Regions from separate parts of the Homo sapiens genome. Here region 2 is linked to region 1. Evidence: chromatin loops called from intact Hi-C (ENCODE). Cell type or tissue: dorsolateral prefrontal cortex. All regions are shown on one strand. Links, peaks and the distances in the headings refer to the core of each region. The heading gives the core; the rest is flanking DNA. Region 1 overlaps TNIK (TRAF2 and NCK interacting kinase). Region 2 holds the start of LOC124906303 (a long non-coding RNA gene).

Region 1 (10,182 bases), core at 4,779-7,278:
AGCCATGGTGGCTCAGGCCTGTAATCCTAGCGCTTTGGGAGGCCGAGGTGGGTGAATTGCCTGAGCTCAGGAGTTCGAGACCAGCCTGAGCAACATAGTGAAACGTCATCTCTACTAAAAATACAAAAATTAGCCAGGTGTAGAGGCACGTGCCTGTAGTCCCAGCTACTTGGGAGGCTGAGGCACGCGAATAGCTTGAACCCAGGAAGTGGAGGTTAAGAAAAAAGAATATATGAGACAGATTAAAGTGTCCAGCAAGTGTTATTATTATGGGAAGCAGCAGGTTAAAAGCATAAAGTTTGGGGTTGTATCCCTTGGGACCAGAATCTTGGCTCTACCACTTATTGGTAGACCTAGGCTTCATTGCTTAACCTCTTTGTGCTTTGGTTTTCTCTTCTGAAATTTAGGAATAATAGTACCTAGCTCATAAGGATTAAATGAGATAATACATGAAATGGCATTTAGAAGAATTTTAGGTATACAGTGAGTACTCAAAAAAGTTAGTTTTTATGTATGCAGTATACTCTGTTATCTGAAATTCAGTTACAGGATTGAGTTTCTTTGGGCATTTTTTTTTTTTTTTTTTTTTTTAGCAACAGAGCTTTAAACTTGTTATATGGAAATCTTTCACTTCCTCTTCCTCTTAATTGCAGTAGTTAATTTTCCTCATGCTAATTGGATTTCAACAGGGAGAAGAATTAACAGAAAATATTTGAATGTGGCATTATCAGATGTAGTCATCTAATATCTTCAAATGTCATAGAGAGCTTTTTCATTCTGGGTGTTGAGATTAGTTGTAAAGAGCTCTAGAAACACCTCAGAATCCTGGATCAAACAGCCTGGTTCCTAATCTAGATTCAGATTCAACAAATACGGATTGGCTACCAGGTTTGTTCTTGGCTACCAGCTTTGTTCCAGGAACTGTTCTGGAACAAATACAGAGGTTAAGACCATAGGTTTGGATCTAAGCAGATCTGAGTTCAAATTTTGATTCTGCTTATTAGCTGCAATATTTTGTGTAAATATTGTGTAAGGACAATGGTATAGACAATATTGGCAGAGGCAAAAGAACTAATTAAGAATCTCATTCACCCTCCTCAAAAACATTTGCTATAATGTTGTATTTTATGTCTTGTTTGTTCTGTAATTCTTCTATATGTTCATTGAAAAATATATAGAATATTTTCCTTTGGGTAGCCCATCTTCTAGCTCCCTGGGAAAGATTTCATTGGCCACTAAAAACAACTTAAGATCTTGCTTTGGGAGTAGATAAGTTCATTCACTCAGATTTAACAATTTTAAGACATACAAAAAAAGCCCTCGAATACTACTTTTAGAAGATCCTGGATACCATTGGCTGCTGCTTATTCCACAATGAATGTATGCTCGGTGTAACTAGAATACGCAAGAATGGATAGCTTTCAAATATTAGTGGGGAAAATATCCTTTACATCAAAACATGACTGAAATGGAATGGATTACAGGAATGTTGGAAATACTGGGCTAAAACATTATTCTGACTTTCCATCATCCTGTTTTGACAGGACCCTAGACAGGCAGTTTTGGGGAAATGTGTCAAATTTGTGTTGAGCTAGAATAAACAATCTAATTGTGTGACACTGCCTCTTGGGAATCAGGAGTCAGCTTCTTCCTCACCCTGAAGTGATTAGTTTATGCCCTGGAGCTGTCTGACCCTTGTAAAATTATCCCAGCTGGTAGGACTGCAGTGGCTGATCTCATTTTTCTGTGAATGTCTTATTCTTGTGGGAATCTTTATCAATCATCTGCCTCTCTTTGTACAATACAAGAGTTATTGTAGGATTGTTTCATGGGCTAGTAAAAGGAGGTGCTTTGTACCAACCAACAAATATTTCTTGCTCTCTTGCCAGTGTGAACCACTAATTCTGAAAAATATGATATGTGATTTAAAATATAAATAAGCACTCAGACCACTATCCAAAATTTCTAATTTTCCCAGTAGATTGGTGGTGGAAGTTCTGGTCATGTTTTACTGTTTTTCTTGAGAGATGAAGGTAGTTGATGATCTATATGGAAACTTTTTTGGGTGTTATAGCTGAGAGTCTGAATCCTAGTATTTCTAGGATTCTAGGATATCACTAGTTTTCAGCCATTCAGCAATACCAACCTCTTTTTTTTTTTCCAAGTTCATCCTAGAACTTGCAGTCTTTTTGCTTAATATTTTTCATTAAAGTATTTTATTTACTTAAATTTTTCAAAAAGAAAATTCGTTGCTACCGTAAATGAGAAACTCAATATTTTCAGCTATATTTAAAAATATAGTACATACTTTTTAAATTAAAATATTTGCCCTTGTCTCACTAAATCATGTTGGTATTTGGACCACTATACTTTAAGAAATAACACTTTCATTTGTGTTTGAGGCTTACCAGCATAGCAGAGGAGAGGGACTCAAACACAAATGAAAGCACTACCCGGTGCTGTAGTATGACTGTTGTAGGCCCTCCCCATTTTTGCCTCCGTGGGCCCCTTTCTCCAAGAAAAATAAAACAACAAAAAGTTAAAAATTAGGCTTTATAACCTCATTGGTGTAAGACAAATATTATATGTTAAAACATTTTCTTTGGCCTAAGAATTAGTTTTTATCTTCTAATTTTAAAATAAGAATAATTTTTTGTTGACTGCAAAAAGTACTGTAGGCTCTAGGTCCTGTGCTGTCTGCATCTAATGGATACGTTCGTTGGCCTGTAACCACCCCATCCTCTTCAAGAGATCTAAAGGCTTCACTCGGTGGTGGTGTGGAAACCACAAAAATGAAATGTATTTGGAATCTTCTGTTATATCCTTAAAATTTAGATGGATTCTCTTTATGCCACATGATAATCATTGTTGCGTCAGTTTAAAATTATGTTAATGAAATTACTATAGAAAGGTTGACTTAAACAAAATCTATGGTTTCCTGCTGCTGTAATACTTGGCATAGAGCTGAGTGCCCCAGGGAGTACTTGTGCTCTGGTTTGGAAGCACAGGCATGAGGCATGTTAAAGTAGAAAAGCTTTTCTTTTTTTCCTTTTAAACTTGTGCTCAAGAGAAGAAATTGGGTTTATAATGGATTTACTTGTTGTCAAAAACAAACTATAGATATCATCCTAGCACTGTGGCTACCATGCACAGACAACCTTAACAGTGAATAAGTAAGTCCATGCAGATTCTTTAGAAGATGGTAGAAGAATCTACACAGCACTATTTGGTTTCAAGCTCATTTGTAAGTCTTCTTTTCTTAGAGCCTAGTGAGTGATTTACACTCTCTTAGCTATTTCTAGCAAAGAGGAAGAACAGTCACTCTTGATGAGTGACTAAAACTGCTGCTTTTACCTCCTTTTTAAGAAGTCACTTCCCTAGGTTTCCTTGGTATTAAGAGGGGGATGGCTTTCCCCTTTTGTCCTCTCATTACTCTCTTATCTAGGACAGGCTATTATAAAAGCTTTTTGTTTGTGAGATCAGTTCTGATTTCTAACTTCCCCACTCAAACCGAAATACCACACTTGAAGTTCCCCCAAATTGCTGCTGCTCCGATGACTCCTGGGTATTGTACGCTAAATTCAAGGATCTTTATTTAGGTTCTTTGCTCTCTTGAAAAGAAAATCCTAATGAGTCACCCAGTTTGCTGATTGCTTTGTAGGTGTGACCAGTTAAATGCAATGATAGTGGAGTTGAAATAGAAGAAGTCATTTGGGCTAGCTCATTTATCCTGAATCTAATGTAGCCTGTTGGCTTCTCTTTACTTGTGTGTGTGTGTGTGTGTGTGTGTGTGTGATAGGCACTTCTCAGCTGAGGGCCAGCTCTGCAGGCACTTAGGACTTGTATACCAGGCATCTAGATGCTACTTAGAACTAGCTTGGCTGTCAAAGAGAAGAGAGTGTGCTCTATGTGTTTGGTGCCTGAGCTAGGGTTTTGTCATTTTTCTTTTCTTTTTTTTTTTTTTTCAGCAAATGAACCAGTGAGTGAAGGGCATTATCACAACTCCAAGAACCAACTAGGAGTCACCCATGACATCATCTCCTGAATTTCATCACCAAGCCCAGCTGATCCTATTTCCTAAATGGTTCCTGATTTCTCTCTTCTGTTTTCTGTCTCTGCCACCACTGTCCTAGCACAGGCATTGCACATCTCTCATATGAACGCCTGCAGGACTGTCCCTTGATGTTATCCTTGCAGCCCCTACATTCCTACTGTGCAGCCAGTAAAGTCATATTAAAATGCTTATTTGATCATGTCTCTCTCCTGTTTAAAACCTTTTGAATGATTTCCCATGTGATCAAGAGTAAACTTAGCCTACAAGGCCCAGGATGATCTGAACACAACCTTCTTCTTAGTGCTGTTCTTTCTCACTCTCTGGGATCCAGACATACTGCTTTCTCTTTACACAGAAAACCTAATTTGCTTCCTCCTGCCTCAAGACCTTTGCACATTCCTGCTCCTGGAATGTTCTTCTCCTGTTATTAACTCCATGTCACTTTCTCACAAAACTGTTCTTCATCCTCCAGAAGATCCCAGGCCCCGTTTGGGCTTTCATACCCCCGGCACATTCTGGTGGGGTGCTAAACTCAGATTATAGTGATACACATTGGTTGAATAATATATTTATCAGACTATAAGCTCCATGAGGCCAGAGACTTGTCTACTTTGCTTACCACAGTATTCCCAGTAACTAGCACAGACCTACCAAAGACTGGCTGCTCAATAATTTAAAGAATAAGTAGAGTGCAGTGCAAGGATGACATGCGCAAGGTGTATATGAATAAATAAGGAATCATACTTACATATCCAAGTCATCAGAAAATGTTTAATTATGGACCATATCTTTAATAGGGCACAAGGTTACATAATACAGCTTCAGTGATTTTTCTTCAAAAATCATAAAATCAGTGTAGAGACTTGAAGGCATTTATCTACAGTGACTCAATTCTGCATAGATTGTTAAGCTTTTAGAGTAATTAATGATCAACCACGCCAAGCAGAGTCTGACTGCAGTGCCCTTCTTCCTGCTGTTTCATCTGCCTGTGATCCTCTTCTCCAGACACCTCTGTTGCTTGTTCCTTCACTTTCTCCAGGTCTCTACTCAAATGTCATTTTATTAGAGAGGCCTTCCCTGACCACCTTATAGAAAATAACACCCCACCCTCTCCATTCCCTGTTCCCCTTACCATGTTTAATTTTTTTCCCGTAGCATTCATCACCATCTACCATCCATCCATCCATTCATCATTCATTCATTCATTTGTTCACTTCAGTCTCTTTTCACTAGACTGTGCCTTGTAGATAAATAAGGATTCTGTTTTTGTTGAGTACTCCATCCTTAGCACCTAAAACAATGTTAAAACAACTAGATGATACTAAAAGCATATTTTTTGAATGCATGAATGATCATAATGAAGAAAAGCTTACTATTTTATCCCCTTGCAACTAAGGAATAAGGAAGGGGAAAAAAAGTCCATTTTCACCTTTTGACCTCTTCTTGCCCTTCACCAAAAACTGAGTTCCCTGGTGTTTTTTCTCTCATATGCTGATGTGGTGCAAATAGCCTAGGCTTGAGGGTGAGGGTGAAGGTCGAGTTCCCACCCTATGATTGTATGCTCCATTGCAGCTCTTGACAGTCTATTAGAAATCCATAACCATAGATACTTCTGCTTCTAGGGCTTTCTTTGTGAGCCTAAGATTTAACTACCAACACCTATGTTGTCATGTGGCAAAAGTAAAGAAAAAAAAAAAACTCGGTGTTTTCACCTAAAAATAACAGCTTGCTCTTTGTCAAGTGGCAGCCTATTGCCTGCTCTTGCATTGAGTCCTTCTCCAGGCAAGATGTAATATAACAAAGGAAGAGACTGGTGGTCACAAGCCAGGACATTGCAGGGCTCATTAATTACTTGGAAAATGGTGCCTGGGCTGCAGCCAGAATCCCAAACAAAAAAGGAAATAGCTCCTGTTCTCTAATTGACAAGTTGATGAGTGAGGTAAGAATGAAAATCATTTCAGTAAGTAAAAGGGGGAAGAAATCAAATGGAAGCAGTAGTTGTGTTGAAGAACAAGTATACAATTAAGACATATTCCCAACCCTGAGAGGGTTGATTCACATCAGTTGAGACCATAGATGTCACTGTGTGCTCTAGGCCATGAGACGAATTCATTATCTCTTATAAAGGATAGGGAACATCAATTTAGGGTAAGTGTTGATAGTGTTGGAGCCTGGGCCAAAGTAGATGATATATATATACAAATGAGTTATTAATCTCGGCAGCTCCTAAATCATTTAGTCCTTATGAGAACTGTGTTGCAAATATAAAGAGAGTTAAATATTCTCACTCCAGAAAATAGGATCTATAATTTTGGCAAGGCTAAAAATTCAAAGCCATCTTAGTGAATTTGTTGTAATTAAATGGGGATCGTTTCAAGCAGGAGGAGTCAGTTAAGAAAAACGAGAATTTCGTAATGTTGTAAAAAGAGGTAATTTAAGAAAAGTACACTTAGTGGGTTAAACACTGTTCCATCTTGGTGTGATTATATTTTGGAGCAATGTTTATAGAACTTAGCCTGTCACTTTCACAATTCTGAGCTGTGCAAAATAGGAAGGTCCGGTCACCTAATACTTAGCAGAAATAAGGTCATCAGTACCTTTCTTGTGTGATATTAATACAGCTTTCCAAATTTGAATGACCATAACATATCTGTCCCATAAAAACACTGCATTAGGAGAAAAAGGAAAATGAAAACACACACACCCCACTGCTACTACCATCACCCCTACTATCACCTCAGAACCCCTACAAAGAAGCAAGACTTTCTTGTGGTTGTTCAATAGCCTATAAAAAATGTAAAGAATATTTATTTATGGAAAGAGACAGCTTTGGAGTTTGCAAGCAATCTCAAGGTCAAATCTTGTCCTTTGGGAAGAGGTAACCAGAATTGCCCACTGAGGGTCAGATGTTTGTAACTCCCAGAAATGTGAACGTAAAATGAATACTAAAGCTGTGCTGCAATCATATAAAGAGAAATGCAAACAGGGGCAAGATATGGGATGGGGTTTAAAGGAAAATTATTTGGTTTTTTGCTTTTTTGGGGAGGCATAGAAAAGATGAGAAATAAATGAAACTTTCTAGGAAGAGACAGAATTTAAGAACTAAGTTGAGCAATGGGAAGGAGGGAGGAAACACATTCAGTTTGAAATGTTGATTTCTGCTCAGACTAGACTGTCGAAGGCTTGGTTTGTAAATTGGTTGAGCAGAGTCATATGAGGAAGGAACTCCCCCTTTTGTTTTACTGAAACAAGTGAGTGAGGCATCTAAACTCATTTATGCCTTTTGGGTAAACCACCAAACACCTCTTTAATAATAACCTACTTGGTTGTGATGATACATTGATTTGGAGATAAATCAAAAGAATCATTGGAGAAGAAAGACTAGAATTCTCCATTAGGATATATAACTCTAGAGGCACTTTGAGAGGCAGGAAAATATGAGATGTGGTATAAATAATCTCTGCCTGGAAACCATGCAGCAGGCTTAGTCTCAATGCCCATTCACCTAGAGGTTGACTCCAGAGAATCTGCAGAACAGCATAAGTGAACAAAGGTTCTGTTTCAAAGAATTGCAAGCAGGTGCTGTGGCAGTCATTGATACTGTTCAAATAGTTCTGTACTCCCTCCATCCTGGGCACATTTAATTACTGGTGCCAGATCCTTCAGGCTTCTCTTTCCCCAGTGAAGGTGACCAACAACCTGAGAGATGGTGGCTGCTCAGGGAGCCTTGGTGTTTTGTTTTGGAATTATAAGTAAGATTGATGCTTTATTGAGATTTCTCTAGTTTAGTCTCATTTTATTGGGATTTCACTAGTTTAGTCTCATTTTCATTACATCATATTGAAGTAACATACTATCAAAATGAGTTATCCCTGTTGAGGCTGATGCAGCAGTGACTGTCAGGTTTCTCTACTGTAAACGGCTCACCCCTCTCCATGCTGTATTCTTTGGCAGGTCCCTATGTGCAGCCCACAGCTAAGAAGTGGGGAGTTAGACTCTACCTTGAGGGTTGTATTAGTCCATTTCAACATTGCTATGAAGATATATCCAAGATGGGTAACTTATAAAGAAAAAGAGGTTTAATCGACTCACACTTCCATGTGGCTGGGGAGGGCCTCATTATTATGGTGGAAGGCAAAGGAGGAGCAAAGGCATGTCTTACATGGTGGCAGGCAAGAGAGCAGGTGCAGGGGAACTGTCCTTTATAAAACCATCAGATCTCATGAGACTTACTCACTATTACAAGAACAGCATGGGAAAAACCAACACCCATGATTCAGTTACCTCCCACTGGGTCCCCCATGACATGAGGGGATTAGGGAGCTACAATTCAATATGAGATTTGGGTGGGGACACAGCCAAACCATATCAAGGATAGAGTAACTGCATACATTATTTGAATTCTTCTGCATAGGAGATTTGTCTTTTCTGCCCCATTTATTCATTCATTTATTCATATCAATATAGATTCATGTGTATTTTATTTTGTACATTGGGTTATATTCTAATACAACCTTATGTATTTTGTTGCTCAAATTTTTCCAGCTTTGGCCATTGGAAACTCTCAGTTGTCTGCTGTGCCCCTTTGCCACAGAGACACCTCCCTCTTTTTTTGTTTTTTTGTTTTTTGAAAGGAATCCTCATTTTCTGGTACCATAAGGTGCTTGAGAGTGATGATTTCTGAGTGATTGCAACAAGCAAAGCCTTTCTGCCAGCCTGTGGAGAACACGTATTCCTACTGAGTAAACAAAACTCTGTTGAGCCACTGAGACTCAGGTTGTTTCACAATTTAATCTAGACCAGTGGTTCTCAAAATATGTTCCTGGGACCACCAACATCAGCATCTGCTGGGAACTTGTTAGATATACAAATTATCTGGTCCCACTTTAGACCTGAAGAATTGGAGACTGTGGGATTGGGACCCAGCTGTTTGTGGGTAACAAACCCTCCAGGTAATTCCCATGCACACTAAAGTTTGACAGCTTTAAAAGCTTTATAGTTTCAGATCTAGTCTTCGTAATTTATATGAGTAACATAAAGAGGCCAAACTCAATGGATCTTTTGGTTATATTTAAATTATTATATGTTGTTCCACAGCAAAACATTAACAAAGTTACTTTAAACCAAGATGGTTGGTTTTCTTCATAATAAAAATGTAAAACATCTTGAAAATACATGGATATGAAGGAATATTACTTTGGGATGGGGTATAGGGCTTGCTGTACACTGGGTCCATTTTTGCAAACTTCTAGCAATAGCTCTGCCAACTTCAGGAGATCTCTGTTGGGATCAAATAAGATGGTGGATTCAACAGTGCTTGGTGAGCTGGAATGAACGTATGGATTATTTTTGAGTTAAGCCTCTCTCCTATTAGACTGTAACTGCCATAAGGATAAAGACTAGGCTACTACCACTGCGTAGACCAGTGCCTGATACAGGGTATGTGTTTAGTGAATGTTTGTAAAATGATCACGTTATTTTTTGGGCTTTTGTTTCCGCATAATGCCTTGGGCTTTCTGCCACATCTGCACAGCACTTGTACTATTATTCTCTTACTTAAAAAACAAAAAACAAAAAGCTGAGATGAAATTTACATACAGCAAAATATATGGCTTTTTTTTTTTTTTTTTTTTTTTTTTTTTTTTTTTTTTTTTTTTTTTTGAGACAGAGTCTCGCTCTGTCGGCCAGGCTGGAGTGCAGTGGTGCAATCTTGGCTCACTACAACCTCTGCCTCCTGGGTTCAAGCGATTCTCCTGCCTCAGCCTCCCAAATAGCTACGATTACAGCCTGTGCCACCAGACCTGGCTAATTTTTGTATTTTTAGTAGAGAAGGGGTTTCACCATGTTAGCCAGTCTGGTCTCGAACTCCTGACCTAAAGTGATCCACCTGCCTCGGCCTCCCAAAGTGCTGGGATTATAGGCATGAGTCACTGTGCCCGGCCCAAAATATGTGATTCTTAAGTGTACATTGTAGTGGATTTGATACAGGTACTTGTACTATACTAACAAAATAGATTTATTTAAATTGACTCTTTTTGTCCCATTTACAACTGCATTAATAGCCATAAGCTCATGGTTTTGTAGTCTGTTATATATTTTCCAATGAATATTAAAATCAGTAACCCCTA
Region 2 (10,182 bases), core at 4,598-7,097, 110 kb before region 1:
TCAGTTTTATGGCTGAACTTAAGCAGGTGAAAGGGATGTGTTTTCTGCTTTTCCTCAATCAGACCGGAACTCCCTGGAGTGTGTGCGAGTGTGTGTGTGTGTGTGTCTGTGTGTGTTTTCCCCGTGTCTGTGGCCAGTCCTTTGTAGAGCACCTCCCTCCCCCCAGCCCCACTGGTTTGCGTTTACCTTCACGTGAATTACCTCAGACGCCGTTTCATTGTATTGACTAAGACATCACTGATATAGAATCCATTTTGCTGTTGTTTTGAGATCAGAATACCAGGAATCCAAGTGCTGCTTCGACGCTTCCCCACCCCCAACTCCCGATCCCAACACACTCCTTTGGGGAAGGGGGCAGAGCTTTCTTGCCATTTTAATTAGATGCTGCCTGCCTGGAAGGGGGTGAGGGGTGGGGATGGTGGCAGCAGCGGGTGTCTGAGAAGGATTGGACACCAATTTAAGGACTGCTTCTTCCTCTCCCGAACCAAAAATAAAATTAAAAAGAAAGCGAGTGCATATACTTGATGTATGGAGGGTGGATGAGAAGGAATTCATGGTGGCTCTCTACAGGGAGACACCAGGATGGATGAAGCATGGAAGTTCACACGCCCTCCTGAGGAATACATTGTTAGATTGATGCTGAATCTTGGGGCCATTTACCTGGATTCCTAGTACTTCTGACATTGCCGCTATCTGCACTGATATATTAAAGTGCTACCTTTGTGATCAAAGTGGTACTTTCTCTTTGGTCTCCTTAATTAAACCTTTTCCTCCACATCTCTTTGAATAAGTCTTTCTCTCTTCGTCTTAATCTGTTGGGCTAAGAGATGAGGTTTCAGCAAGGCAAGTAAGGAGTTGAGAAGAAACAGAGATGCCGTTTGAAATGGGCTGTTCTGATAGTTGGGCAGCCAAAGCTCATTCATGCATTATTACAGGAAGCTGTCTATTTCCCTGGAGTGGAAATGCCACATCAAGAACCGGCTGCCCCCTGCGCAGCGGGGTGGGGTTGGTAACAGGGTGGGTGCATTGGCCAGGTCTGTGGCTTCCTGCTTTACCGACTGTGTGTGTTCATTTGCCCTACTTTCTACGCTGGGAGTTGCTGCCGGCGAGTTAATCAGGTGGATGGATGGCCCCGACTGGGGGTGGGGTGCTGCGAATCGGTCGGAGGTCGGGGTGGGGGGCGGGAAGTGGCAAAGGGGGAAGGGGTCTGAACAATGCGCAGGGCTTGCGGTGATTTCCCTGGGCCGGAATCTCGACCTTGCTCCTCTACTGGAAAGCAGTCTGATGTGATTTTAAGTTGGGCCGGGACTTGTCCCTTATGGGCTTTTTCCTCGGGAAGGTTTTCTGAGATACCAAGCACGGAGCCTGCAGGCAGGGGAGCAACCGGTGAGGGCCCACTGGGCGGACGACTGCGGTTCACACTTGGGATGTGCTTTCTTGTGATCTGTATTTTGAAAATATATCTTTGCACAATTCACTGAAATTGCTCTTTGTGGCCTGGGCTATCAGCTTAGGGCTCTGCTTCTGTTTTTCTGCCTGCTGGGAGGTGTGGAAACAGAGAGGGCAACAGCTAGCTTGGGGACCAGGAACTGCTGGCTAGAAGACTTAGATGCAGATGTGGAGACAGTTATATCCTGGAGGGCCAGGGTCTTTGACCAGTCTTGTGGGTGAGGTGTGTCTGCTGGAGTGGGTCCAAAGGCCACATAGGTAATCTCCACAAATCAGAGGGCAGATCATCTCCACCTTGCCACATTTGGAGAGGTGGCCTCATCTAGATGAGATGTCTCATTTGTTCCTAAGCCCTTGGTAAAGTCTGCCTGCTGAGCCCCTCCTGGGGAATGCCTGACCCCTGAAATGCAGCCAAGGTCAGTGGCTTCTGGGAGAATTTGCTGCAGACTTACCAGTCCCTCGCTGTTTCGGTGGCTCTTTAATGTACACAGTCAATGCTCTTTTTGTAAACCCTGGGCTCAAAGCATTAAAAGCAGATCCTGTCTAGAGAGGCCTTTATCCTTCTCACTTTGGGGGCTTATTGTTCTCAGCCAGTGATTCCAGACCGGACCCAGTCTAAATTTTCCCCAAATAGCAACAATGCATAATTTAAACCAGAGCAACCAATGACAGCACTGATCATTTAAATTATGCAAGATTTGCATGGTTTAAAAGTGAGTGAAGCAGGATCTTCTTTGGTTAGAAAATAGGTACTTTGAATCCAGTTTTAGCCCTGATTTTTAGAGCTCAGAGATAAACTAAATCTTGAGGGATGGGCTGGAATTGTTTTATAGATTCAGAGCTGGAAAGAGAATTGTAGAACACTCAGCCACTCCTTTCATTGAACACTTGGGAAACTGAAGCCCAGAGGCGTGAAGTAAGTTGTTCAAGGTCACACAGTAACAAGGGGAGGGGACAGCGAGGAGCGTGGTTTGAGGAAATAATCTAGATTTCCTGACTCCTCATTCAGTGCTCTTTTCTCTAAGTCACACTTTCTGTGGTGGAATCAGAAATCAATAATACATTTTCTGCCTGAGTACAAAAGAATAGCAGAAAGGAATAATTTCACCAGGGTCAGGGAATTTTATTTATTGAGAATGGCGAAACTACTTCATGCAAGTAAGCTTGTGATACATGAAACCATGGAGCTCTAGGCCACCTTTGGAATTCATCTTGTCCAGCCCTGGTTCAATGCCTACTCTGCAGGCAAACGACTGTCTGAAATCACCTAGGACACATGGTTGTCCTGCACAGGTAACCTCTCTGAGTAACCTGTGTCCATCAGAGCATGTCTCAAGGGGTCAGTATAAACATACATGTTATTCAGATGGCTCTGCATGTGAGGTTTATAGAGTTGTGTGTATGTTTTGTATTATCTATGTGGATACATATATTATGTGTAGTATTATGGATATAAACCGTATCCACGTGGGTGTATGAAAATGTGTGTATACATACATAGGCTACAGCAAACAATTTACTCATTCAAACCTGGGGCTTGAGTCATTCTTGCTTCAAGACATCTCAGTATTAAAAGAGATGAAAGTTGCCACCAGTGTGCTTTATTACATATGAGGCGAGCTCAGCCCAGAAAGCTTTTTGGAGATTAGCATATTTCTGGACCTAAGCACCTTGGCTGTCCTTAACTTGGCCCACAGGGTAAGGCATTCAAGGCCAGGAGTTGGCTGCTGCTGACCTCATACTCTCAGCTTCTGCCAGGACTCACATACACTTTTGTATTTGAACAAAATTAGATGATCTACACTTGTCTTTCCCCTTAGCCCTCATTCCCTAGCCATTCCTTTCTCCATTGAAACCCAGATTTAAGAATTGACCTCATCTGAAAGCCTTGCATACATCCCTTTGCTACACTTTTCATGCTCATGTTTTACTTGGTGTGTGATTTCCTTTCTGCTTCTTTACTAAACCGTGGACTTCTTGAGGGCAGAGGCTAGATCTTGTTCATCTTTGGAGCCATAGTCTCCATTAGTTGGATGAATGAGTACGTGAATGAATGCTTGAATGAATGGAGTGGAATGAACCCTGTCTCCCCAGTTCTATGTCCACCTCTTATTCACTCTGTGACTTTGGGTAGGACATTTAACCATAGTTAATAAGAATCATCACAACTGTTTGCCTTTCTCACATACTGGTTTCAAAATCAATAAAGTATTTAAGGCAATGCTTTAAAAACCATACAGCACTGTACAAATATGCTATCCCATGGTTAAGTAGAATTTAGTGGGAAAATTGATACCATCAACATTTGATTGCAATGATTTTATCTAATAGAAAATTATCTTTCCTGGGCACAGTGGCTCACACCTGTAATCCCAGCACTTCGGGAGGCCGAAGTGGGAGGACTGCTTGAAACCAGGAGTTTCAGATCATCATGGGCAATGTAGGGAGACTCCATCTCTAAAAAAAAAAAAAAAAAGTCAGTGTGGTGGTGTGTGCCTGTGGTCCCAGCTAATTGGGAGACTGAGGTGGGAAGATAGTTTGAGCCTGAGAAGTCGAGGCTGTGATTGTGTCACGGCACTCCAGCCTCAGTGACAGAGTGACATCTTGTTTAAGAAAAAAAAAAGAAGACTAAGAAAAGAAGGAAAATAATCTTCAGAAAAAGATATCAGAAGGTTCCGACTCTTTTTAACAGTACCTCCACAGACCTTAGCTGCCTTTTTCCTTTTGTGTACCAATGTGACCTTGTATGTTTCTTTGATGGCCTGAATTGAGCTTTGCGCCCCCAGTATTAAGCATTCATTACATATGAGGTAAGTGCAGCCCTGAAGTTTTTTGGAGATTAACATATTTCTAAACTAGTATCAACTATCAGCATTGTTCATTAAAACCTTCTTTTTTAAAAAAAGTTTTCTCTCTTTATGTATTACCGATTATTCAAATACAAACACATTGATCATGACTGTGCCTTCCTAAAGTTTTATCTTTTCCCTTGGGAGATAGAGTGGACACATAAAATGATACACTAATGGCCCAGTATTTAAAACTTTCTGGTGAGAGGTCTCATGGGGCTCAAAGAAATCTCGAAACATTATTAGTTCATTACTCCAGAGCACTTAATTAAATTTGGTCTAAAATGAGATTTTAGTAAAGTTGCATGAGTTGATAACAGTATCTCAAAATGATAACAGCATGGCAATTTTTTCATTAGATATTCTTTTTATTTTTCAGAGATACTAAACAGGTGTTTTCTTTACAATGGCATTGCCTCATAAAAAGTAGGGTGTGCTGGTATTTATCAGAACATCAGAGAAATATGCATAATCATTTTCATTATTCATTATTAACTGGAGTAATCTTTAGTACAAAAGCCAGTGTAAGTCATGGTTTGCTGTTTGCATAATTATCTACTTAGGAGGTCATGTAATATTTTGTTGATGAGAGAGTACCCAGTACATTTCTTTCAGGAAATATTCCTTTTTTCCCCCTTATCTGTAAAACTCTTTGATATCTTATAATTTCGAGTCTTGCCCGTTCGGCCTTTCTTCTTTCTGTGTCTCTGCCCTGGAATTAATCTTCCGTGCCCTTCTTGTTTCGACGCCATTCCTTCTCTCAGTGATAGTGGTTCTAAAGTCCACCCAGCCAGGCGCTCCTGTGATTGAATCATGGCCGCCATGCCCAGCTGAGCACAACCAGTCTCTGATTCCCTTCCTGATAGAATCTGGAGTAACTTGAGTCTGAAAGATGCTTTAATGTCAAATTGATTCTTACATTTCTGTGGGGGAAGTAGCTCTCTGAGAACAGGGCCTAAACTGGTTTGTTAGCAGTGTGCTGAGAATTCTAAGAAAATCTTAATGATATTTTTTGAATGAAATGTTATTCTGCACATATAAATATAAGGTCTCTAGTGGAGAGAGAGGGAGGACTTAAGTAGAAAATGTTGGATGAATTCCGCTTGTGATTCCTTCCAGTCTGGTTGGAAGCTTATTTCCCTTTAGAGAAACATGATTCTATCCACTCTTTTTTACATGTCCTGGTTGTCTCATGGGGGTGCCCTCAGTTTCTCAAAACACATTTTATATCACCCCAACTTAAAATTCTTCCCTTAATGTTTATCATATGGGTCCCCTTGTCTCCACTGTTCCCTGCAAGTGCTGTAGTTACTGTCCCCTGGGCAACACCCGCAACAGGACCTCCCCTCCTCCTGTGTCTCTACCACCAGCCTTCTTCTGACTGGTTTCTCGTACACTGTAGCCACGTGAGTCTTCCAAACGCACAGTTTCAATCTGGTTGTTTTTATTCAAGGCCTTCTCTGTCTCCTTAGTCTACAGACTGAAAACTAAACTCTTTAGCATGTTAAGACCAGCGGCAATTCAGAGGGGCCTCCCACCGAGCTCTGCAGTTTTGACGACCACTCCCCCATTGCGGCAGGGAACAATTTCATTCCCCCATGGATGCTCTGTAGGGGGCGCTCTGTCTTAGTCTCCTTTCTGTACCTACTGCCCCAACGCTGAACATTCGCAGACCACCTTTTCCACAGAAGTCTCTGATTTCTCTCAAGTTGTCCCTCCCACTCATAGACTGTCTCAGAACTGACCTCACACCTCTTTCATAACACTCAGAACTTTCTGTCTTGGATTATATTCACTACTAGACAATTCCTTTTTAGAGGCAACGTTTGATTTTCTTAGGGATCCTCACCAGTTTTCTTTACACAGCAGGCGTTCGTTCAACAAATAAATTTTGAATTAACAAAATATATACTGTGCAACCCTTTTAGAAGGGCTGGAGGTGGTGCTATGTAGAGAGAGTATAGAAACCTCAGAAAGGTGGGGCCTGTTGCTGACCATGGCACAATTTCAGGGATCATGAATTACATTATAGTCTAGGTTGCATGACTCCTGGGGACACTTTTTATGTAGAGTACAATTCCAGTGGATGCTAATTACATAGAGTACAATTCCGGGGGCACCAATTACGAGAAATACTATGCCTGGTCCTGGGTAGGTATTCCTATTTCTAGAATTTTTCTGCCAAGGAAAGTGTTCTCTCCATTGTCTTATTCTAAGTTTTGAGAGATTTAAAATACCATGGGTTAGAATTGCAAGGCGTATGTGTGTGTGTGTGTGTGTGTGTGTGTGTGTGTGTGTGTGTGTTTGGAGTGTGTTTCAATTATTTCAACAATCGGATAATACTTATGACTGCTGTTTTGATTAAACAGTAATAGATGGGCGGGAAAGGGTGTGCTTCTGGGGTGGCCCACTGGAAGACAACGTTGAGTTTTTATCTTGACAGAGCTGGCAGTGAGCGGGTAGAGAGAGTTTGGGAGATGGTGAGGTTTAATGAGGCACACAGCTGGGAGTTAGAGCCCAGCGTCATAAAGCTGGCTCTGACACCTTGCCCTCTAAGCTTCAGTTTTGTCACATGTAAGATGAGTGGTTTGGACTAGAAATTGCTGGAGGTGACTTCCAGCAATTTGTATTGCTGGGATGCATATTCCTGGAATATGTAAGGGAACTAGAGGCAGGACTGAGGGCATTTAAATAGCCATGGATTCTTATTCTATCTGTTGGAGATACCAAGAGATTGCAAACTGTGCACCTCAATGAGCTGGGAATTGCCACTGAACGTAACATCCCTTTCTAATTTTTAAATGAGCTATTTTTTTCCAGCTGTCAGATTCTGATTTATAATTTAAAGTGTTGTTCTAGTTTTTGAAGACCGAGTGATAGGACGAAGGGCTGACTGTGACTTCCGCTGGGTACTCCCTTACAGTGTTGCTGCTGGATACCCGGATTTAGACTCTGAAGTAACCCTAGATTTTAAAGTGCTGTCTCTCTAGTTAGTGAAATTAGAACCTTGGCAGTATGCATCAAGTAGGAAATTTGTAGACTTTAACAATACATTGCATATGTTACAAACATTTGTTTGATTAGTGTATTAGAAGGTGCAAGTTTGGGTGCAGGGTAAATTCAGGCCCAGTATTCTGTGATTCTGTGAAATGTGATTAACTGTAGGGGAAGAAATGCACATGGTATCCAGCATTCATTCATTTATTTGTTTGTGTATATATTCATTCAGTACCTGATTATTGGGTGCTACTAGTTGCTGGGGCTGAGCTGAAGACAACATTGGCATGGTTTCTACACCCATGGTTGGATGGAGAAGAGAGCCTGCACTTGTCTTTTACTACACTCTAGCCACACTGATTTTTTTCTGTTTTGTGAATATGCCAAGCTCATTCTTGTAGTTCTCCGTGTCAGAAATTTCACATGGAGGGCTCCATCTTATTATTTAGGTCTAAGGTGAGATGCTGCCTGTATTATTACTTATGTATCTGCATAGCAGACTACCCTCAAGCTTAGTGGCCTAAACAACAATAACCATTTATTATATCTCACAGTTTCTGTGGGCCAGGAATTCAGAAGTGGCTTACCTGGGTGGTTTTAGCATGAGGTATCTCCTGAGGTTGCAGGAAGATTTTGGCAAGGTGAGCTATCTTCTGAAGGCTTGACTGGAGCTGGAGGATCTCTTTCCAAGATGATTTACTTATGTGGTGCTGGATGTTGGCAGGAGGCCTCAGTTCCTCCCCACGTAGGTGGCTCCATTGGTTGCTTGAGCATCCTCATAACATCGTGCCCACTTTTACCAGATAGAGGAATCAAGAAAGCAGAGCAGAAGCCACTATGTCTTTTATGACCTAGCCTTGGAAATCACACACCATCATTTCTGCAATACCCTGTTGGCTACCCAAGTCAGCCCTATTCATTTCGAAGGGGACTACACAAGAATATTAACTAACACCAGAAGGCAGAAGTCACTGAGGGCCCTCTTAGAGGCTCCCTACTAAACAGAGAGGCTTTCTTTGCAATATATCTGTAAAGTAACACTCCCTTCCACCCTGAAACTGTCCAATTCAGTGCTTTATTATCTTTAAGGCAGTCGTGACTATCTGAATTTTTTAAAAATCTGGCTGTCCCAACTGGAGCCTAATAAGTTTTGTGAGAATAGGGATCTTGCCTGCATGTTCAGCACCACATTCCTGGTGCTTTGAACTGTGTCTGGCACATGATAAATGTTGATTGAATAAATATCAATTGTGTGAATGCAATTAATTCATTCATTTAAAAGGGATCTTATTTATTTATTACACCTCATACCTCCAAAAAGTAAGTTGTGGCACCTTCTGATAAAAGGCATAAATAGGATAAAGCCATAAAACCATGTTAAGGCTAAAATGAAAAGTAAAGGGGGATTGTGTTTGCATATCTTTGTCTATATATCTACTTATCTATCTGTCTGCCTAGGGCTTGGTGATTGGTGATCCAATTTACCTCTTTTGTAGGTAGAAATTTGGGGTCAGAGAAGTTACTTGTCTTGTCCAAGGATGAAATTCGAATGCAGTGCTGGGTCCCGTTATACCACGTCCCTCAACTGGATTGCCAACATCCTGGACATCTTAGTGAATCAGTCATTCCCACAACACAAAAACCAGTCTAACAAAGTATGGATACAAAGATGGTTATAAAGTTGCTTGTATGTACGGAACACACTGAAGATAGCCTGTGCTCCACTGTGAAGAAACCAAATCTAATTAGATGGTAGAGGAGAACTCAGCTAAGTTAATCAATATAGATAAGTAGCAATGCTTCAGATGTTGAAAATAAAGGTTACGATTCTATGTGCAAAGAGGCCACCTGTAGAAGCTGGAAATATGTGCTGTATCTTAACCTGAGTGGGAAGCTACGAAGACTCCTGGGGCTCCAGGGCCCAAAAAATGCAGACTGTGAAAGAAAGCAGACTAAGCCTGCTGAGTTGTTAAAAATTTGTTTAATTTTTTTTTTATGTTTGAGACGGAGTCTCACTTCATCACCCAGGCTGGAGTGCAGTGGCACCGTGTTGGCTGACTGCAACCTCCGTCTCCTGGGTTCAAGCAATTCTCTTGCCTCAGCCTCCCAAGTAGCTGGGATTACAGGTGCCCACCACTACACCTGGCTAATTTTTATACTTATAGTAGAGACGGGGTTTCACCATGTTGGCCAGGCTGGTCTCGAACTTGTGACCTCAGGTGATCCACCCTCCTTGGCCTCCCAAAAATTTTGTTTAATTTTTAAAAGGCTTTTCTGGTTCTCATTGTAAAAGCAATGGTCATTGCAATGGTTTCTGCATGGTCAGTGCAGAAAATTTGGAAAATGGAGAAAAAATAAAAAGAATTCTCAAATTATTTAAACTTATGATTCCTAATGATAACCACATATGCACTTTGGTGTATGGCTTAGTAGTTTTTTCCTATGCATGGATAAATAGATTTTTTTTAAAGTGGAGATAATATTGTACATATTATATGTAACCTATTTTTTAAACCTAATAATTAGCCTTTTCTCATGCTATTAATCTTTTTCTATGGCATAACTTTTAAAACTCTTTTTCATGGGGAATTTAAACTTAAAAGGTAGACAGATTACAGGAAACAACAGATGCTGGGGAGGACATGGAGAAATAGGAACGCTTTTACACTGTTGGGAGTGTAAATTAGTTCAACCATTGTGGAAGACGGTGTGGCGATTCCTCAAAGATCTAGAACCAGAAATACCATTTGACCCAACAATCCCATTACTGGGTATATACCCAAAGGATTATAATTCATTCTACTGTAAAGGCACATGCACATGTATGTTTATTATGGCACTGTTCACAATAGCAAAGACTTGGAACCAACCCAAATGCCCATCAATG

The links. A loop is a pair of places that touch in the nucleus more often than their neighbours do. Peaks named below come from ENCODE experiments on the same cell type or tissue, not always from the same donor. Only the 100,000 strongest peaks of a DNase experiment are listed, where the experiment ranks them.
Region 2: a loop joins it to region 1, with 2.6 times the contacts of the local background. A loop is called at or near these places in 19 of 110 quality-filtered maps.

What each region holds. Positions count from the first base shown.
Region 1 is chr3:171,341,005-171,351,186 of GRCh38, reverse strand. All of the region lies in intron 2 of TNIK (TRAF2 and NCK interacting kinase), which reads left to right. Among named protein-coding and RNA genes, the nearest start is that of TNIK, 110 kb to the left of the region's middle. RefSeq lists an enhancer at 3,653-3,702 and a silencer at 7,177-7,266. In dorsolateral prefrontal cortex, for the core only: no CTCF peak of the experiment used is centred there; a DNase peak (open chromatin) is centred at 5,896; H3K27ac peaks cover 2,321 bases.
Region 2 is chr3:171,449,150-171,459,331 of GRCh38, reverse strand. The region is part of intron 1 of TNIK (TRAF2 and NCK interacting kinase); the gene reads left to right. It overlaps LOC124906303 (a long non-coding RNA gene), which reads left to right and starts at 1,161. Exons shown (of 2, transcript XR_007096168.1): 1 at 1,161-1,386; 2 at 8,792-10,182. LOC102724479 (a long non-coding RNA gene) reads right to left here and starts at 114. Exons shown (of 3, transcript NR_189068.1): 1 at 1-114. In dorsolateral prefrontal cortex, for the core only: a CTCF peak has its summit at 5,888 (motif pointing right); a DNase peak (open chromatin) is centred at 5,097; H3K4me3 peaks cover 742 bases; H3K27ac peaks cover 1,802 bases.